Regions from separate parts of the Mus musculus genome. Here regions 1, 2, 3, 4, 6 and 7 are each linked to region 5. Evidence: chromatin contacts called from ENCODE Hi-C data. All regions are on one chromosome and are shown on one strand. Each heading gives the region's core, a stretch centred on a gene start or an enhancer-like site at or near the end of the contact. The rest is flanking DNA. Distances are from core to core; before and after follow the strand shown. Region 1 has its middle 9.8 kb from the start of Gm17746. Region 2 overlaps Atxn7l1 (ataxin 7-like 1). Region 3 has its middle 22 kb from the start of Gm32084. Region 4 overlaps Myt1l (myelin transcription factor 1-like). Region 5 overlaps Spata7 (spermatogenesis associated 7). Region 6 overlaps Myt1l (myelin transcription factor 1-like). Region 7 overlaps Myt1l (myelin transcription factor 1-like).

Region 1 (2,812 bases), core at 28-2,527, about 74 Mb after region 5:
ATGGATCTGGAGGATATCATCCTAAGTGAGGTAACTCAATCACAAAAGAACACACATGATATGCACTCACTGGTAAGTGGATATTAGCCCAGAAGTTCAGAATACCCAAGATACAATTTGAAAAACTCAAACTCAAGAAGAAGGAAGACCAAAGTGTGGATACTTCGATCCTTCTTAGAAGGGGAAACAAAATACCCATGGAGGGAGTTACAGAGACAAAGTTTGGAGCAGAGACTGAAGGAATGACCATCCAGAAACTGTCCCACCTGGGGATTCATCCCATAAAAAAAAACACCAAATCCAGACACTATTACAGATGCCAACAAGAGCTTGCTGACAGGAGCCTGATATAGCTGTCTCCTGAGAGGCTCTGTCAGTGCCTGACTAATACAGAAGTGGATACTCACAGCCATCCATAGCACAGGGTCCCCAAAGAAGGAGCTAGAGAAAGTACGCAAGGAGCTGAAGGGGTTTGCAGCCCCCTAGGAGGAACAGCAATAAGAACTAACCAGTACCCATAGAGCTCCCTGGGACTAAACCACCAATCAAAGAAAACACTCGGAGAGACTCATGGCTCTCTAGCTGCATATGTAGCTGAGGATGGCCTAGTCGGTCAACAATGGGAGAGGCCCTTGGTCCTGTGAAGGTTCTATGGCCCAGTATAGGGAAATGCCTGGGCCAGGAAGCGGGAGTGGGTGGGTTGGGGAGTAGGGAGAGGGGAGAAGATAGGGGATTTTTGGAGGAGAAACTAGGAAAGGGGATAACATTTGAAATGTAAATAAAGAAAATAGCTAATTAAAGATGAATTAATTAATTTTTTAAAAAGCAAAGGAATCTCTCCAATGGAATCTGTCCTTTCTATGCTGGTACTGGCAATTACAAGTGGCTCTGAGCTGGAGAACCAAGGCCTTGAATGTGGTTTTATTTCTGAGAGTAATGAAAGAAAGACAGTATCCACGGCCCAGTACCCAAAGCTCCCTCGTTCCTATCTTGATCTCCACAGACCTGTCCCCTTCACCTCTTGCAAAATGAAAACTTCTCAGCTGAACCCTTGAGCTGAGGAGCTGGAAGATCCCTCGAGTGGAATCCCTCTCAGAGAAGCCCGTTTCCTCTCTTACTTCAGGCCCAGCCCAAAGCCCAGGCCACTGAGTGCCAACCTGGAAGGAGCGGATGCCTGTGCATCCTGCAGGAAGCTGCGGCGCTGGGCTGGAGGCCGCGATTGTGAAGGAGGTCAGGCTTGAGGGAAGCTGGACCGTGCTGGCCTGAGTAACCCGGGGCTCCGAGAGGAAGGCGCGTGCAGATGGTTGTAGTCGTTAGTGGTATTATTGAAGATTTCTAAGGAAAGGGAGGAGGTGACTTGAGTACTCCAGGGATTTAATTAAAGGGACAGGCTGAGCTCACACTGGGCCGGTGCCAGCCAGTGCCAGCGGCAGGGCAGCCACATGTCTTGTCCCCAGCCTTCCTGACTGAAGTCACAGCACCTTTGTGGGGTACGGACATTTTTAATAAAGTTTCTTCAATCTTAGCGAAGAAGTCACAAACTTCTTATCAGAGTTGAAGAAAGATCTCTGAAGGGCCACTAATCATCAACATGGCTTTCCACTCATTACTAAATACTGCAAAGCTCTGCAAAACTGAGCTAGCCTGTCCAGCAGGTCTCTGGCAGTCCACAAAGTAAAAAAGGAGGCAATTTGAGAGGAAGAATTTCTGTGAGGTGAGACAGGACCCTGGTCTGCCTGCCTGCCATGTTCTGTGTTATCTGGATGATTTGTTTTCAGAGTCCCCCACTAACCCAAGCAAGCCAGGAACCCTGGGATATCCATTCTAAGTTCACAGGTGTCTGCTGAAACAGAACATAAGAGAGAGGCTCAGAAAGAAAGGTGTCTCCCTTTCCTGACCCTGAAATGGACCCATTATAGCCTAGTGGGCTGCAATGAAGGACTTAGACAAAAATCACAGAAGGACAAGGCAAAGGATCATTGTTTTTACTGTATAGTAGAAAGCCAGCTCAGTCCGGGGCCATAAAGCAGCAATGGCAGGCTACAACATACCTGCCCATCTTCCTAAAGTCCACATCGAGCCCCAGGGTCTCCCCTGAGACAAAGGTTAGAACTAATAGGGTACCCTGGCCTACCCTCCCTCTTATCTCCTCTATTCTGTGATGCTAGGGTCCCTAGTCATCGCTTTAGTCCCTGCCTGTGAGCTATTCTATCCATAGGCTCTAGGGAGCTCCCCAAATAGGGGGCTATGGTGAATCTGATGTCATCATTTACCTGCCCCAAATCAGCTACTGAACACCTATGGGAAACACCCCTAGCAGGGGCAGGGGGCACAGTTCTGTACACCAGTCCCTTCGGATGTGGCCTAGTCTGAAGGTCCGATCTTAATGCCTAGCCAAGCAATTAGACCAAGAGGGTGTGACTTGTCATAGCCCCATCTGCATATCTTTGACCTTTCTGTGCACTTGAACCTCTCACTTGGTACTCAAACTGGCAGGTAACAGTGCCACCCTCCAAAGGCCACTGTGAGGAAGGAACACATAGCAGGGGCATCTTCCTAGTCCCCATCAGACTCAATCACGGTGACTATAACTGCCCCCTGACACCAGCAACTGAGACCCAGAAGCCTCAGTTCCAGGCCTATGCTTGCCAGGCTGAGCTACACCCCTGCTCTGGCTTCCTGTCTCTTGAAGTTCACTCCCCTGCATTACAGTGTACTTTTGTGTCATCTGACTCACTGATAAAAACTGTTCCCATGGCACATGCGCAGCTCTTTACCACTGTGCCTCTTGGCCCTTTTTAAAGATTGATTT
Region 2 (2,712 bases), core at 188-2,687, about 66 Mb after region 5:
GAATTCCCCTACACTGCGGCATCGAGCCGTCTCAGAACCAAGAGCCTCCCCTCCCATTGATGTCCAACAAGGCCATCCTCTGCTACATATGCAGCTGGAGCCATGGATCCCTCCACGTGTACTCTGGTTGGTGGTTTAGACCCTGGGAGCTTTGGGGGTACTGATTAGTTCATATTGTTGTTCCTCCTATGGGGCTGTAAACCACTTCAACTCCTTGGGTCCTTTCTCTAGCTCCTTCATTGGGGATCCTATGTCCAGTCCAATGACTGGCTGAGAGCATCCACCTCTGAATTTGTCAAGCACTGTTGGAGCCTCTCAGGAGACAGCTATGTCAGGCTCCTGTCAGCAAGCACTTGTTGGCATCCACAATAGAAGGAAGAAAGTGGGCTCAAGAGATAGCTCAGTGTTAAGAGCACTGGCTGCTCTTCCAGAGGTCCTGAGTTCAATTCCCAGCAACCACATGGCAGCTCATACTGTCTGCAACCCCAGATCCAGGGAATCTGACACCTTCAAACACCAATTCGCATGCACATAAAGTAAAAATACGTTATTAAAAAAAATAAAAGGGGGAAGCTGGCAAGATGGCTCATAGGGTAAGAGCACTGACTGCTCTTCTGAAGGTCCTGAGTTCAAATCCCAGCAACCACATGGTGGCTCACAACACCCGTAATGTGATCTGACACCCTCTTCTGGTGCGTCTGAAGACAGTGTACTTATGTACAATAATAAATAAATCTTATAAAAAAATAAAAAGGAAGAAAGTTCCAACATTCTCCTCAACCTCGGTGAAACAAGCTTGTCATGAGAATACATGCCAAATGACTGATTCTCTTTCTACGAGGGGCCTGGAACAAGCCAACTCAGACACAAAAATCAGTTCTGGGAGGAGGGAGGCAGGGGGTGTTGTTAGTTAATGGACAGAGTTTCTGTTTCGGACTGTGCAGAGTTCTCGAATTGGATGGATGGAGATGAGGATCATACAACTCTGTATACGCATTTGGTGTCGCTGAACCATATGCTTTAAAATGGTGAAAATATTAACTGGATGTTTTGCTGCGTATGTCTTTAAGTTTAGGAGGTAAGTGCATTCGATTACACTGTGGCAAAGGAAGGAGAAAGTAAGACAAGGAAAAATTGCAACACTATCTGCACCTCTCCTTGGGAAAAACAAACAAAGAAAAAAACAGCGGACTGTCTACACCAAAACCTTCCCTCAGGATGCCGTCCGCAGGCTTATCTTCTTCCGAGCTGAAGAAGCCTGGGTACACTGAGTTAGAGCGACACTGACGGATCACCATGGCTGTCCTCCTGCGGCCCACTGCCCACAGGCAGCCAGATTCTCCCACAGGCCTGCGGCAGCCAGGCCCATTCTCAGTGGGCATAAACTGCCATCCTGTTATAAATCCTCTCCCACAAAGCACTGGAGACTGGTCCTCTCTTCCCGTGCCAAGAAGTCTTTTTCTGACCATCTGTAATCCATTCAGAGGCAACCGGCAGGAAATGGCGGCAAGGAAAACCCCAGCGAAACGCAACTGGTGGGCCCACCTCTTCTCCAGCTCTGGGCCAGCACCGGGAAGTGGGCCTTTCTCTGGATGCAGAACATCTGTGGGAATTCTGAGAGAGGCTGGGCGTCTGTCAGGGGCTAAACAGGCTCGAGACAGATGCTCACAAAATTTGGTAAGAAAAGCCTGCTGTATTGAGCTTTTAAATTAGTTCTGGGGGAAACTCCTTTGAAAAAGAAAAAAGAAAAACAAAACAAACCCCAGACCCTAAGAGGGAAAAAGAATCATATGAAAACTAACCTCAAAATTGCTTTCTTCTGATTTCTATGGACAATGAGACCACAATTTGAAGTAATGAAAATCTTTTTTATTGTGGCTGCCCCTCCAATCTGGTACTGTCAGCTGCCTAATAGTGACGGCTTCATTTGTTTTGGCTTAGAATCTCTGTGCACTGCAGTGCTACATTAAGTAATTAAAGGTTATATGATATAAGCTTACAATTTGATATATTTAAAAAATCACAATGTATAACTTAATTATCTGGGTGTACTGCACTGCTACAAATGTGTTGGGCAGGGATTAGTAACTTTCTAGAAACAGGGAGTGTTATTTATATTTTTTAAGCTTTGGGGCCATAAGATTCTTGTCTTTTCTACCTCACTCAGCCATAGCAGCAAGAAAGCAATCCCAGACGATACCTAAATGAACAAGCAGGGCTCTACTGCAGTAACCCCTCCCCTTCTTGACACAGCCTCATATAGCTGCCCAGGCTGGCCTCAAACTTAATACGTAGCCCAGGCTAGCCTTGAACTTATGATCCTCCTCTGCCTCTGCCTCTCTGCCTCTCTGCCTCCCAAGTGCTAGAATTTCAGGTATGTGCCACCATGCCTGGTTTTTTTATTCTTTGCTGGCGACTTAACCTAGGGATCTCTGCATGCTAAGCAAGCAGCCCAACAACTACCTATATCCAAAGATGTACGATAACTTCCATGTATAAAAACAGGTTTCAGGTAAGATAGTGCCAGTGGGCTGTGTTGCTGACTACTGTCCAAGTTGTTCACACTGTACGTGTACTGTGCACTTGTTAAGAGGACAGTAACTAACCTCAGCTTGGATTCTACACTGAGAGCTTGACATGCAGGGATGAGAATTCAGAAACAAACCACTGGATGGGATAAAACTTTAAGATATTTTATTATTCATAAATTGT
Region 3 (2,700 bases), core at 184-2,683, about 69 Mb after region 5:
AATAAGTTCTTTTTTAGAAAAAAAATCATATTTAAGGTTGATTTTATGGAAACTTGGTGTGTCCATCTGCCACACCTTGCGCTCACACTGCCCCTCTACTCTCTGTTACATCTGCCACTGGTTATATTCAGGACTAGAGGGGCAGATAACCTTGAAGAAGGACAATAGGCCCCATTTCCCAGAGTACTTCCAATCTGTCTGCAGCTAAGTCCAGGTACTTCTGACTGGATCATGGAGGAAACATTTGTCTCCAGTCAACAAAGACCAGAAACACAGAAAAGGACAAGCCAAATGAAACCTATTTGAACCCTTAATCCTGACAGGGAACTCTGGGGAATCAGTTCTGCACTGTTGCTGCCAGAATTTGCTATCATCAAGACCCATCTTCCTCAGCACTCCACCATGGACTGAAGACCAGCAGCTCTCTAGAATCTTCCAGTCCTCCAGGACCAGATTAGGACTGTTGAGGCAGAAAGATCATGAGAGTCTGGACTGAGTAGCTCCTGGGTTCTCAGCTTCTCCAGCATGCAGGTTGTCATTGTTGACCTACCCCGCCCTTGTGTAAGTCAAGCTAATAAATCCCATTTGTAATATGCACTCGTTCTATTATTTCTGTCCCTCCAGAGAACCCTGACTAATCCAACAGTACAAACATCTAACAGGAAAACCGCATCCCTTGACAGAACAGCATCATTCTAAAAACTGAAGAAACTTAACTGGTTCTGAAAGTGAGTGTAAAGCCAAATTCATATCTCTAAATTTAAAAATAAATCCCCCAACAGCCTTGGCAGTATGACAGCAGTATGAAAAGAACAGAGCACGGGGAGGCAGTGGAGACAGCTTTAGTGAACACTTGACTTCAAAAAAATATATTTTATATTTGGAAGTGGCAAAATAAATTCCACAGGATTTTGGCTGAGTGAAGGATGGATATTTTATTGGTTCCTACCTCTTACATTTCCACCAGAGTAGCAGCTAGAAAACTTAAACAACATATATTTACCACCAAGAAAAAAATGTTTCTCTTGCAATAAATTGTTCATTTAAAACTGGGATCTGGAGCAAATTTGAGGCTTGGCATATACAGTGGAGAGGGAAGACGCTTCCCTGTTAGGTAGATATGTGGCAGTTCTTCAGCTCCAACTTTAGAGTCAACAAGGAGGCGGCTGCACACAGAAACAGGCTTTGGTTTGGGGAAGATGTATATGTCCTACCAGAATTCCAGTACAGGAAGGGAAGGGTAGTGGCTTTTGCCCAGCTATAACCAAAATGCTAAATGTAAGCATCCCAGAGTCAGACTATTACTTTGGTTCACAGTTTCACAGGATACAATCTGGGACTGCTTTGAATATGCATTGGAGCATAGCATCATGTCAGTAGGTATGTGTGTCAAAGAAGCTGCTCCACCTCCCGGTAGCTAGCTATCAAGCTACTTCAGGCTCCTACTCCCTAGCCTTCCCTACCATGATGAACTGTGAACAATGGACAAAAATAAACCCTTCCTTCCATAAGATGCTATTGTCAGGCTATTTTATCACAGCAAAAGGGGAGAAAACTAAAACAGCCACCAAAGGCTTCACGTCCCACATCAGTGTGTCTAGAAGGCAGCATAGGTATGGAGCTGTAGATCCAGAGACTGGTGGCTTGTTTAACCACAGTCACTAAGAGAATAATGAATTCCTCTGAACCCCCATTGACTTAAAACTTAGGACACACAGAACTCATGTGGCTATCTCTGCTGTTTTAAATTATTCAGTGTTTAGTGTGAAGGGACCATAAAATATCAGTCAACTGCAGCCCTGGGTCAGATCTGCTCCTATTGTCTGTCTCTGTGAATCTCTTCCCTAGATTCCAGCTGCATCCCTTCACCTTTGAATCTCCCAGATGCCTCCACATCACAGTGGGACCAGGAAGATCTGCCTAACACTATGTACCTGAATATCTACTGGCGTATGTGCTAACCTTGACTTCCAAATGTGGGCTTCATCTTCCATTTACAAAGGGTTTCCAGGGCAGCTTTATGCATACTACTGAGGAGATTCAGAGATGATAACATCTGACCCCACCTATGGTTCACTATGGTCTGCAGGGAGGATAGGTATTTGATGAGGAGAAAATCATGCCAGTGGCCAGGACACCTCAAAGAGCTGTATTAGACACCACAGAGAGGGTGTACCCAGCAAAAGAGAGGATGACAAAGGAGAGCAATGATCTGGAGAGGTATGCATACACCGACTTCAAAAGCCTCTTGCTGGGATGTTAATGAAAGCTACAGGGGTTAGCAGGAGATGGAGACTCAAGGTCTTAGGCACCCTGCATCCTCACGCCATCTCATAGCTCACCCTCCTCCTGCAGCCATCTGTCCTTTCCACACATGTGTGTCTACTTTCCAGTCCAAGTATCCCAAGTTGTAGAAAACTCTAGCTATCACCTTCCCCTGCTGCTGATTTCAGCCACTATGTGATGCCTTCCCTGGAGCATCCATGACAATGTCCATCTGCTGAGGACTCTTTGTTGGTATGTGTGTCATTCTGCTAATATTGTGCTGTCCAACAATATTGAACCTTAAACATAATTTATATTAAACAGGCTATGATTTTGTCCATAAGAAGACTTTGACTTTGTTGGATATTCATTGTTCTATTAAACTTGGAAAAATATTTTCTCCTGGTTTCTTAAATTTTGAAACCAGGCATGGTG
Region 4 (2,700 bases), core at 147-2,646, about 69 Mb after region 5:
CCATGGCGCGCCCTGCTGCAAGGCAGCCCCGTCGTTAATTAGAACATCCGGCAGACGCTGCAATGTATCCATGCACCCAAGTGGATCTTCATTTTTCACATGCGGGGCCTTACTAATTAAAATCAGCTTTGCAATTAAACGTGGAAAATTGTGTTAAACTTTCAAGCGTGGTTGGGAAAAAATGCAATTATTTTTAGGGTGTTTTATTTCAATGCAAATGAAATTTCTATCTACATGAAGCCAGGGAAAGCAAAGAGGATGGCATAGGGGCTCTCTCTGTTCCTTCTCCCTTTTCTTTCTTCCCCCCCCCCCTTTTTTTTGGATTATGGATGCTCCTCTCAGTTGCAAGCTGCACTGCTCCCCTATCTCTCAGCCAGTACCTGGCTGGGTTCCAAAGCTTTTAGTGAGTGCTCTCTGTCAAGGCATGAATAATATCACCCCGAGGCTGTTGGCAGAATCCAAATGAGGCGTGCATACATCAGGAAGCCAGCCCTCCACTTTAGCTCCCAAGCAAGCTCCTGTGTAGACAGGCAATTATTCACCCACCGGCTGCCCTGGCAATCACGCTGGTGGGTGGAAAGGTGCATGAAATGGAAGAGAATTTGAACAAGGAGTACGCACAACAAGCTAGCGAGGATCCAGTAATTTCCTAATAAAAAAAAAGAAAAGCTACCATTTGAAGCTTGTAAATTTAAAAATGGGAACTGAAAGATTTAGCTCAGTGTTTGCTAAATTGGTGAGGGCTGAGATATAGCTGTTCTCATCCCCTAACTTCAGGGTGCTTGTGAAGTGCTCAGAGACGGCAAGCCTAAGTTATGCTTAACGTATTAGTTAAGCAAGAACCCATGCTTCACTAATGACTCATGTAAACAATATCTCAGTAAAGAGTTCAGTGTAAATGAAATTGGTTAACTCTCAAATCAGTCCAGAAGGCTCATGAAACACACAGGTAGCAAATATGTCCAGGCCGTGAGCCCCTTATTCTCCACCCCTGGGGATGTGGGAAGCTTTTATAGAAATCAGTTATGCACAAGCAAATCTAATTCATTTCAAGAATATACACATAACGTTTTTGTGAATAAAGTTAAATTCCAGTTCTTACATAGTATTTAAACCAACCTGTATTAAATATTATTTCAAAATTTTGTTGGGAAAATTAAAACAATGTTAATAAAAATAAAGTAGCAGGGATTTTTAAGGATGAAAATAGATTTCTGTGGGAACTTTTGGACATTTGGCTTCATAGCTCATGTCTCAGGGATGGTTCATAAACACTCCAGATGAATGATGGCGTTTGCTGATGAGGCATTTGGGCCACACCCACACCGTCAAGGCTGGCAATTGTTTCTTTCACTTGTTTGCCATCCAGCCAGAAAGAACCAGCTTTCAGCTTTCGGAAGGACACCTGAAATGTCCAGAGACAGGTTCCACCCTGTGCCTGTGCAATGCTAGGGTCTTCTGAAGCCTATGAAGGGCCATCTACACTTGCAGAGTTGCTAACAAAGAGCCACTTGCTGAGATGCTAAACCTTGGGCCCTCACCTGCTTGGTGAGGTCAGGAGGAAGCCACAGAGCAACTTGCTGAACGTCACACTGGTGAATTACAAATGTCCCATTTCCCATACTCTGGCATGCAAGGAAGACCTAGTCTTTGTCACTTTAAATGCCTGCAGGTCCTACAAGCCAGCTTGGGCACATTGGGTAGAAAGTGCAGTGGTACCCAGGCTCTGGGACCTAAGACTTCAGGAACTCAGAATGACTGAGGTTTTCTGTACATGTCTAAAAAGTGAAACTCCAATTGCACCATACATTTGGGATTCTCAAGTGTCTTTGGCTTTCTCTTGGCACAAAGTAGGATGAGTCTTATAGTCTTACAGAAGCAGGGTAGCTGCACACAGAGAGCTACACACAGTGAGACAGTGTAGGTGACAAAGGGAGGCCATCTTCACTGTGTGTAGAATAGGCCAGAGGTTCAGGATATAAGAACTGCTTCCAACCCTCAAAGCATACTGTGTTAGGTCCCATCCTTGCACACATGACTTTGTCATATTCACAACTAGTGACATGAAAACACATACAGGACAAAGGGAAGACTTGGGTGAACAGTCTAGTGACAGTTGTGAAGGCCATTGTATGTTCTATGTGAGTGTTCTGAGAAGCCAAGCCCAAATTACCTGACAGGGGCATTAAAATGGCAGCTGGGCTTGGATCCCTGTTGTCAGCAATCCAATGCTCAGATATCACTGGTGTTCAGTGCCAAGAGGATGTCGCTCAGAGGAACCAATGCAATGCTTCTGTTAGACACCTGGGAGTCTTTCATTCATCTTTTTCATTTTGTCCTGGCTGCCAGGAGACTCATCTTGAGTTTAGTACTGTATGGACCATGGCACAGCCTGCATGTCTGACAAACTATGCTTCTATTTACTTTATATGTTGTACTAGCTTAGCTTTCAATTTACTTCTTAATTGTGTAGTTGGACACAGGTCTACCAGAGATCATGGGTTGCTATGAGTTACAACAGAAACAAATACCTACCAGCAGTTTATCTTTTTGTTAACACAATATAGGAATCGATGTAAAACATCCCTAAATGCATATTATAATCCTTACTCTGACCATAATATTTAATTCTAAATATTAAACTGTGGACTGCTTTCACAACTTACTGTCTCCTTTCCCAGGTTTTACCTAGCAGTTGGT
Region 5 (2,700 bases), core at 191-2,690:
CCTGCTTAGGGAGCATGCACATGGCAGGAGATGGCAAGTAGCCATCTGTCCGCCAGCCAGCCAAGACCAGATGAAACTCGCAGATCTATGGTGCAAGAAAAGGAATTCTGCTGGCAACTGTAGCATGGAAGCAGTTTCTCCCCCAGTCGAGCCTCCTGATGCCATCACAGCCCTGAATACCACCTGGACTGTAGCTTTTGACCCCATCACTCTGTGTTTCAATTCTTGAACCATAGCAATATGAGAGCAATAATAAATATGTGGTGTTTCAAGACACTAAAATTGTGGTAATTTATTACATAGCATTGAAATTACAGAAATCTTAATATGTAAAAGGGGACAAAAAAAAAGAAGAAAAGTAATATTGAGTTACTGGCCACATGGAGTGTTTATTAATGTAGATCCAGAGGTCAGTCTTCAATGCTCATTCCCATGATTCGTAGAGTCGATAATTCCTTACCATGATTACTGCCACCATTGATGCTGGGGAATGGACCAGATGGGGACAGTGATGTGCTCAGACAACAGAGTTCCCTGGAAGTCTCAGCCCTTTCAAAGTCACTGTCACCTTCAATGACATCCACAGAGGTTTCCTGGTCTATTACACTATCAGAAACACTTGGATTGTTTTCATTCCAGGGTGAGGCTTCATTATCTGTTTCGTCATTGACCTGTTGAATTATAACACCCTCTGAATGCTTGACTTTATGGGCGGGTATTAAAAATTCGCCCGGTAAAGAGAACATCTTGTTTTCGTCCTTCGGCACAGCCGACAGCATGTCCAGGGCCTCCTGGTACTGCTGGCGCTCGTGGTGACTCACTGTTTCTTCATCACTTACAAACTCATTTTCTCTTGAAATCAGAGCCTTTTGAAAATGAAGTTGATTCAACATTCTGAAATGTTTTTGCTTTGCTGGGTCTTCCTCAGATATGCAGCCTAAGTCAACCTTCAGCCCATGCAGCAGGTAGCGCATCTTTCCCTAGAATTGGGGGGAAAGCAATTCTGAGGGTCGTTACATTCGCTACACTATTAAAACTGAACTCTATCTGCAGCGCTGCTAGTCTCATGATCACACTCTCCCAGTCCTGCCCCTTTCCCCTCATAAAAAGCACAAGGCAGAAAGTGCCTATTTTAAATAAAACATATTCTTTTAGAGAATAGAAAAACATTAAATTCCAAAGAAAGACCAACCTCCTCCAAATGATGTTTATTTTTCTTTATATGTCGCTCAAACAGTCGCTCTAGAAACCTACAAATGATAAAGAAAAATATTAGTATCTTAAACTCAGATAACCTACTAAATGTAAAATAGTTACATAACATAAAAACCGACAAAGGCTGCAAAGTAGTTTTCAGATGAATGGTTTTCCCTGTGAAGCTAGAAACAAATCCTTCCTGCTCTGTCACGTGCTCTAACCTGGCAGGCAGCCTGGCTTCTGTTACGCATTTGTTTTTACGTTAGATAACAGACGCCAGTCTATCAGAAGGATTACGTACTACTTATGTTTCTGTGACTGTTTTAGGTGAAGGATAGAACTGCCTGCAAATCTCTCTCCCCATTAGACACACAGACACTAAAAGCTCCCTGCGCCCTTCACCAACCCTACAGAAAATGCTCTCACAGAGCTGTTAACCTTGCTCCTAAAGAATACTCTCCATGGACGCCAAGCCTACAAAACAGCCTCCAAGTGGATGCCAGGGCTTTATGCTAAACATATACAATAGTCTGCCTCCACTCACCCCAGCCACGGTCTCTTATGCAGCCCTGGCATTCAGAGATCTGCCTCCTTGCTGGGATTAAAGGCGTGTGCTACCATGCCTGGCCCTCTCTTCCTGCTAAAGCCAGGGTATGAAGACCAGTGAGAGCCATGGTAAAGGTGAGAGATTACATCTCTAGGATGAGTTTCCTCTCCCCTGAGGTTACAGCCCCTTCAGAAAATTTACCTGAGAAGCAAAGGTCACGATCCCTTCAGAGAAGTGACCAGCTTCAGGGAATACATTCTTTCTACAGCAGGCCCAGTACCACTCTTACTATTCACAAGTCTCCTGGAAACAACTAATTTCCTTGGCCACCATCATTCATACTCGTTAACACATGCAGTAACCCAGGAGGCCTGGGTTGTCCTATCATGTTTAGAGATCCAGAAACTTGTATCCTACTCTACAGCTACTGCTAACATTCTGGAATTGCACACCCGGACATTGTTATATGCTTATATATTTCCTCAAGCTGGGATTAAATAATACATATTATTTTGGTATAAATACACACACACATACACACATTATTTTGGTATAAATACACACACACACACACACACACACACACAAACACACAAACACACGCATTTTCTCATCAACTAGATGAGATCAACTGAAAGGTTGAACACCTTTCAGTGTGAAGAACTCCATCTTGCACCATTTAGTTTCTTTCTCAGTCTGGTTTTATGTTTGGTCTTATGAACCAGTGCTAAATCTTAAAGAGGAAATATAAACATTTAAGGAAACATGTAAATGATATGCAAATTTTGGGGTTGTATTAAAAAACATAAAAGTTACCATTTTAACCCTGTAAAATGTGTAGTCCAGTAGGGTTCCACCTATTGGTGCTGCTGGGAAGTGGCTCTCTAAACTGTTTCACCTTGAAACTTAAAAACTCCTTATGCAGTTCTTAAAAGTTACTAGTTTTGTCTCAACAA
Region 6 (2,778 bases), core at 38-2,537, about 69 Mb after region 5:
ACCTCTGACAAGCTCCTGTCTTAACGGAGTCTCCACAGTCCCACCATGTAATGTTTAGGAGTTAATTAAAAGTGCTGTTTAAGCTGCTTTGAATCTTCTGCCAAGTTTCCATGGCTTGATGTTGTCTTACAATAAATTACTTATTTCATTTCTTATAGTTAATCCATATGCCATTTCCTTGGAATGCAAAAAACCTCATTTATTGCCCCCACCATACACCATCCTCCTAAAACAAACAAACAAAAAAGTCACATAATATTTCCAAGCATTGTTCAAAAATAAAGCATTTTTTTGCAACCAATTCTTGCTATGAAACAATATGCACACAAAATGTATTTCTTAAATTCCACAAAGTCCTCCAACCTGAGGCAAAATGATAATGTCTAAAAGTGGCCAGGAGGCCACAAAGTGATCGTTCAAACCTGCTTTTTTTTTCCTTTTTCTTTTTTTGTCCATTTCAGTTCAAAATACTAAAACATTTAATCACTAAAGCATTAAAAAGAATTTACACTCTATTTATTTTCATCAGCTTACCTCTTCAGAAATATAGAGACCCCCAAATGTGCAGACAGCAGCAGCTATAAACATTACATGGCAAATCACACTATGTCAGCTTATATGAAAACGTACAAAATGTGAATGTATCCAAAACTAGTCTGCAGGTACTCTCTCGAGAGCACACAAAACCATTATGAAGTCTTGTAGCATAACACTGTTCCGACAGAAATAAATATATAACACTTTCTGGTAAGTTACAGCAGCAAGAAACAAGAGGCATCCTTTTTAAGCATGAGTCACCACTAGAGCAGCTGTTCAGACCTGAATTCCTCTCACAGCCTGCTTTATATTTTCCAGTAGGGCTTTATTTTCTGGACTCTGATAACGATCTTGATTTGTATACATTTCCGTCAAAGTAGTCACGTAAGCATCAAAATTTTGTTCATTGATTGGATCCTACGAGATATTAAATAGTAGTTCATATACAACTTTCATTTTCTGAATAGTATATTCACAAAAGCATAAAACAGTATCATAGCATAGAGCCACTGTTTCCATAATACTTAACAGGCCTACTCAGAGCACACTTAACGTTATGCGATCAGCCCCACCAATGTTTCTAGTGGTTAACGGTATGGTTTCAGGGTGGTGACCAAAAACAACCAAAAGCTGAAGGACCACAGACAATGACACAGACATCTACTCAGTGAGGTGGACTGCGGAGGCTCCGAGGCGCTCACCTACGCCTAGTGACTTACCATGTGAGGCAGCTGGATGTTGGCGAGGCTGTGGATCAGGGACTGGCTCAGGTTGGCCAACTCGTGCAAGAGCGACTCATTCTGCTGTTCAATGACTTTGTTCTCCTCCTCAATCGTCTTCAGGTTGCTCTCCATTGTGGTGATCTGAAATCACACATATGGGTGACATGTAACATGAGGTTGGCTGTTGGGAGCGTGCACACCGGCTGAGGGGACAAGGACAGAAGCTTTCTGCTCAAGCAGAGGCTGCACCTTGGGGACCTGAATTTGTGTCTTTGATTCTTTATATTTGAACACATGGTACTAGCTACAGCGACCATGGAGGTATTCTGACTGACTGCTTGCTCTCTCGTCATTGAAGGCTCTCGGGTCTGGATGCTCTCATTTGCCCCATCTGCCCCTGTGTCCTGTGGGGAATAATGTTAGTTCTTTAACATTGATGATGTTAATTTCTCTTTGTGGTGTTACAGTCTGCCGTGACAGGCGCTCTGGGTCCCTGCAGGTGAGTAGTAAATGTATGCAGGTAGAGCTCTGACTGGTCTCTTGGTTCAGCTTCCTTTTCCTAAGATGGTGGTTCTCACCTTCCCTAACACTGTAACCTATAATACAGTTCCTCACGTGTGGTGATCCCAATCAAGTTATCCCTGTGGCTACTTCACAGCTGTAATTTTAGTACTGTTATGAATCATCATGCAAATATCTTTGTTTCCTGATGGCCTTAGGCAACCCTGTGAAAGGCTCATTTGATCTCCAAAAGGGTCTCGACCCACAGGGTAAGACACACTGTTCTAAGAAGTCTGGGAGAGCTGGAGACTTGCGTGTGCCCCATACACTGAGCTCCTGTCTCCTGAGTGTTCCCCTGACTCTCTACTTGACTCCTTTGCTTGTTATCCTTTACCTGCACTTGGTTTAAGTTCCAGGCTCTCACCTCTCATCTACAGGCAGGGCCTATGAAGAGACACTGAGCAGGGCAGCAGTGTTAGTGGGACTTCTCCACTGAATGAACATGATTCTTTTCGTCCTACTGGGGGATCTCTTGATGCCATATGGTTTCCTCCCCTGTACATCCTGGTCAACCCTCTAGCATTTTTTCTGTCAAATTAATGTTTCCACCCGTGGTGGTTTGAGTAAGAATGGCCCCACAGGCTCCCATATTTGAAGTCACCCGAGAGTGGCACTGCTTGAGAAGGATTAGGAGGTGTGGTCTTGTTGGAGGAGGTGTGGTCTTGGAGGAGCTATATCACTGGGGGAGTGGGGGAGATAAGCTTTGAGGTTTCAGAAGCCCGTGCCAGCCCCCATCTCTCCTCTTTACTCTTTTCCTCTTAAATGAATAGTGGTTTCCAGCATTCATAGGGCTATTTCAGATAATTTCCCCCTCTAACATGCATTTCCCACTCATGTGTCTAAAGGTAGGGCTAAAGGGTCTTTCTAGCGAAAGTTACCCTGTCATTTCCAGGAGCTGTGAGGAGCATCCACCCTCCAAGAAGAATCTATAGAGCTACCCTGTTTTCAAGACAAAAAA
Region 7 (2,700 bases), core at 93-2,592, about 69 Mb after region 5:
AATTGTTAGTTCTCGAGATATTTCCTGAGCTGGTGGAGTTCTCTCCAGAAAGCCCTTGCCTACTTCTTAGAAGACTAAAATATAAATGACCAAACATGCAAAAACAAAGTTAAAGAATCGAAAAAGCTTCCAACTTAGACATTAGGGAAGTGTGAATCAAAACAATAACTGAATTGCCTCTTACTGCAGTCAGATGGCTACCAGTTGCTAAACAACAACACATGTTGGTGAGAACTGGCGCGGGTTGGGGGTGAGGTGAGGGGGAGAGAATGGGGGGAAGGGGGAATTGGGAGGAAACCTTCACACTGATGGTGGGAGGGTTGTCTCATGCATCCACAGTGGAAAAAGCACTCTGTGGTCTATCTGTACCCCCAAAGGATTTTGAGTCAGCACAGCACAAACATGGTGACACACTTGCCATCGGTGTCACTATTCCTGTCAACTAATCCATGTTACCAGCCTAGTGTCTATCAACAGGTTGGTGGCTAAACTGAGCACAGTATATACACAGTGGATTTTAATTCAGCAAAAAAATGGACATCATGCTATTTACTCCTGGATGGAACCTAAGCTCATTTGTTATATTAAGACACTCCCGCACTAAACATACAAACAATCAAACAAACAAACCACTCAGAGAAGTACTATATTGTCTTATATTGAACCTGTGTGTATACATGCACATGATTGTATGTGTACATGCGTGCACCAAGGAAACAGAATGCAGTCTATGAAAGAGTAGAAAAGGGCCTGGCATTAAATGGGATAGAAGAAAATGGAGAATGAATACAGTCAAAGTGTTTGATCTATTTGAAGGAAAAATGCCACAGTATAATGCATTAATGTGTATGATGAATATACACTGATAAAATTGGGGAAATCAAAGCCAAGGAAAAACAGCTGGGTAAGGTGATGTGGAGTATAGGAACAGCTGCTTGCTAACATCCACTCCTAAAAGCCAAACAAGATGGGGACAGAAAGGGGACCCAAGACAGTGGTAGCTCCCTCACAGAGGTCAGTGCCACTGGAACTACAGGAGATGGGGCCCTCTTATCTGCCATGCAATGGAGGAAATACTGGTGGGCCTCAACAGCTTTATGGTCCTTCCTTGCATCTCTGAGTTGTTTGTTGTGGCTTCTGAAGGTGGTCTATGACCCATGGCCCTGGAGTGAGCGGGGGATGACTTCAGAGCCTGGATATACTGATATAGCCATGATGTATAAAGAGAAAAGTGGTTGTCTCAGGTAGGCATAAATGAACAAGCAGAATCCAACTTGCCTTGTGAGGGGGTGTGGGAGGAGGGTGCTTAAGAAGAAAGCAGGACCAGCCACAGCAGGTGTGCAGAAGAGACATGAACACAGACTAGAACAGATCATTCTTAGTCACACTCTGTGGAATAGAAGCCCACAGTGGGCTGCAAAGAGGACCTAGAACTCACAGTCATTTGTGGCACCAATACAACAGCATTTTGCCCAATCAAATAGTATTGGGGGTCTGAAGAGATCGTTCAGTGGTCTCCTGAGAGCACTGACTGTTTTCGCAAAGGACTTGGATTTGATTCCTGCAACTCACATGACCACAAATGCCTGCAACTCCAGTTCCAGGAGATCTAATGCCTTCTCCCCCGCTTCTTCAGATATGCATGCAGGCAAAGTGCCCATTCACATACATAAAACTGCAGTGTTTGAAAGGAAAGAATAGGATTTGGGACAAGAGGAGTGACAGTCACTGCTGAGAAATATTCTCATTGTGCAGAGGTTTTTGCGTGCATGTTTCCTTTGCACGAGGCCATGTCAGAGCTGGAGGGGCAGAGAAGATAAACTCACAGACAAGCATGAAGATCCTGCCTAAACCGGTGCTTCTTTTATGTGATGAGATGTGAACTCAATTTGCTATGAAAATCTCTTCTGTAAGTTCTAAATGGCAACTTGCCCATATATATCAGGTCAAAAGCTGCAATTGTGACATGCAGGGACATATCTGTCTCCTTAATGCACACTTGTCTTTCTCTTTCCAGCAAATGGGAATTGTGTGTGTAGAAAGTAAAGAGAACATAACTCACATGTGTGGCACTTTCCTAGGCCATTTCAATTAAAAATAATAGTGTTGGATGGGTTTGTAATTTCACAGTTGTCTTGGCTTTCCTGCTCTGAAGAAATAAAAGCAAGAGGCCCCGCTGAGGGTCTGCAGACCCACACACTAAAAGGCAGAGCCCCGTGGCCTGAATCCCAAGATTCACACAAGTATCTCAGGCAATGTGTTTATAGTGGGGCAGACATTGAAATGTTTGAGAGATCATATTTAGGTTCACCACATGTGTCTGGGCTGGTCATTATGCTAGGGAAGATATTTCAGATGAAACAATGCTGAAGAGGTTGGTGGGGAAATATGTGTTACCCCCTCCCTGTACACGTTCCTCAAGACTCTGCCTTGCCAGTAGTTCTACTGTTTCAGTGTGGTCCTTTTCAGGAAGCAGTGGATGTAGCAGGGTTGTAGATTGGGCTAGCTGGGTCCTTAGGGCTTCTATGATTCCAAGCCAAGAAAGCAACAACCCTCACTGTCTTGAGAAATAAATTTAAACCATTTTGGAGAGGGAGTTTTATTAGCTATGTTTAATATGGCTATGACCAAATACCTGCAGAGAAACAACTTAAGGGAGGAAGCCTTTCTTTTGCTTTCCCTTTTGAAACGATGTAGTTC

The links. A loop is a pair of places that touch in the nucleus more often than their neighbours do.
Region 1: a loop to region 5 is called in a map of T-helper 2 cell, with 13 times the contacts of the local background. The contact joins two enhancer-like sites. A Hi-C loop is called at or near these places in 2 of 37 maps with a recorded cell type or tissue (T-helper 17 cell and T-helper 2 cell).
Region 2: a loop to region 5 is called in a map of T-helper 2 cell, with 10 times the contacts of the local background. The contact joins two enhancer-like sites. A Hi-C loop is called at or near these places in 3 of 37 maps with a recorded cell type or tissue (T-helper 17 cell and T-helper 2 cell).
Region 3: a map of regulatory T cell shows a loop between it and region 5 (21-fold over the local background). The contact joins two enhancer-like sites. A Hi-C loop is called at or near these places in 2 of 37 maps with a recorded cell type or tissue (T-helper 17 cell and regulatory T cell).
Region 4: a map of regulatory T cell shows a loop between it and region 5 (27-fold over the local background). The contact joins two enhancer-like sites. A Hi-C loop is called at or near these places in 2 of 37 maps with a recorded cell type or tissue (T-helper 2 cell and regulatory T cell).
Region 6: a map of T-helper 2 cell shows a loop between it and region 5 (14-fold over the local background). The contact joins two enhancer-like sites. A Hi-C loop is called at or near these places in 2 of 37 maps with a recorded cell type or tissue (T-helper 1 cell and T-helper 2 cell).
Region 7: a map of T-helper 1 cell shows a loop between it and region 5 (15-fold over the local background). The contact joins two enhancer-like sites. A Hi-C loop is called at or near these places in 2 of 37 maps with a recorded cell type or tissue (T-helper 1 cell and T-helper 2 cell).

What each region holds. Positions count from the first base shown.
Region 1 is chr12:25,117,929-25,120,740 of GRCm38, reverse strand. No RefSeq gene overlaps it. Among named protein-coding and RNA genes, the nearest start is that of Gm17746, 9.8 kb to the left of the region's middle. Within about 2 kb of position 1,277, at least 2 of the 3 ENCODE cell types and tissues checked have a DNase peak (open chromatin) inside an H3K27ac peak, as active enhancers do.
Region 2 is chr12:33,161,491-33,164,202 of GRCm38, reverse strand. The region is part of intron 2 of Atxn7l1 (ataxin 7-like 1); the gene reads right to left. Among named protein-coding and RNA genes, the nearest start is that of F730043M19Rik, 15 kb to the right of the region's middle. Within about 2 kb of position 1,437, at least 2 of the 3 ENCODE cell types and tissues checked have a DNase peak (open chromatin) inside an H3K27ac peak, as active enhancers do.
Region 3 is chr12:30,166,783-30,169,482 of GRCm38, reverse strand. No RefSeq gene overlaps it. Among named protein-coding and RNA genes, the nearest start is that of Gm32084, 22 kb to the right of the region's middle. Within about 2 kb of position 1,433, at least 1 of the 3 ENCODE cell types and tissues checked has a DNase peak (open chromatin) inside an H3K27ac peak, as active enhancers do.
Region 4 is chr12:29,787,265-29,789,964 of GRCm38, reverse strand. The region is part of intron 8 of Myt1l (myelin transcription factor 1-like); the gene reads right to left. Among named protein-coding and RNA genes, the nearest start is that of C630031E19Rik, 100 kb to the right of the region's middle. Within about 2 kb of position 1,396, at least 1 of the 3 ENCODE cell types and tissues checked has a DNase peak (open chromatin) inside an H3K27ac peak, as active enhancers do.
Region 5 is chr12:98,667,382-98,670,081 of GRCm38, reverse strand. It overlaps Spata7 (spermatogenesis associated 7), which reads right to left. Exons shown (of 11, transcript NM_001289572.1): 10 at 1,193-1,250; 11 at 263-980. The coding sequence ends at 411. Among named protein-coding and RNA genes, the nearest start is that of Spata7, 41 kb to the right of the region's middle. Within about 2 kb of position 1,440, at least 1 of the 3 ENCODE cell types and tissues checked has a DNase peak (open chromatin) inside an H3K27ac peak, as active enhancers do.
Region 6 is chr12:29,918,517-29,921,294 of GRCm38, reverse strand. Myt1l (myelin transcription factor 1-like) reads right to left here. Exons shown (of 25, transcript NM_001093775.1): 24 at 1,257-1,400; 25 at 1-954. The coding sequence ends at 814. Among named protein-coding and RNA genes, the nearest start is that of Gm46346, 4.6 kb to the right of the region's middle. Within about 2 kb of position 1,287, at least 1 of the 3 ENCODE cell types and tissues checked has a DNase peak (open chromatin) inside an H3K27ac peak, as active enhancers do.
Region 7 is chr12:29,600,409-29,603,108 of GRCm38, reverse strand. All of the region lies in intron 2 of Myt1l (myelin transcription factor 1-like), which reads right to left. Among named protein-coding and RNA genes, the nearest start is that of Gm20208, 71 kb to the right of the region's middle. Within about 2 kb of position 1,342, at least 1 of the 3 ENCODE cell types and tissues checked has a DNase peak (open chromatin) inside an H3K27ac peak, as active enhancers do.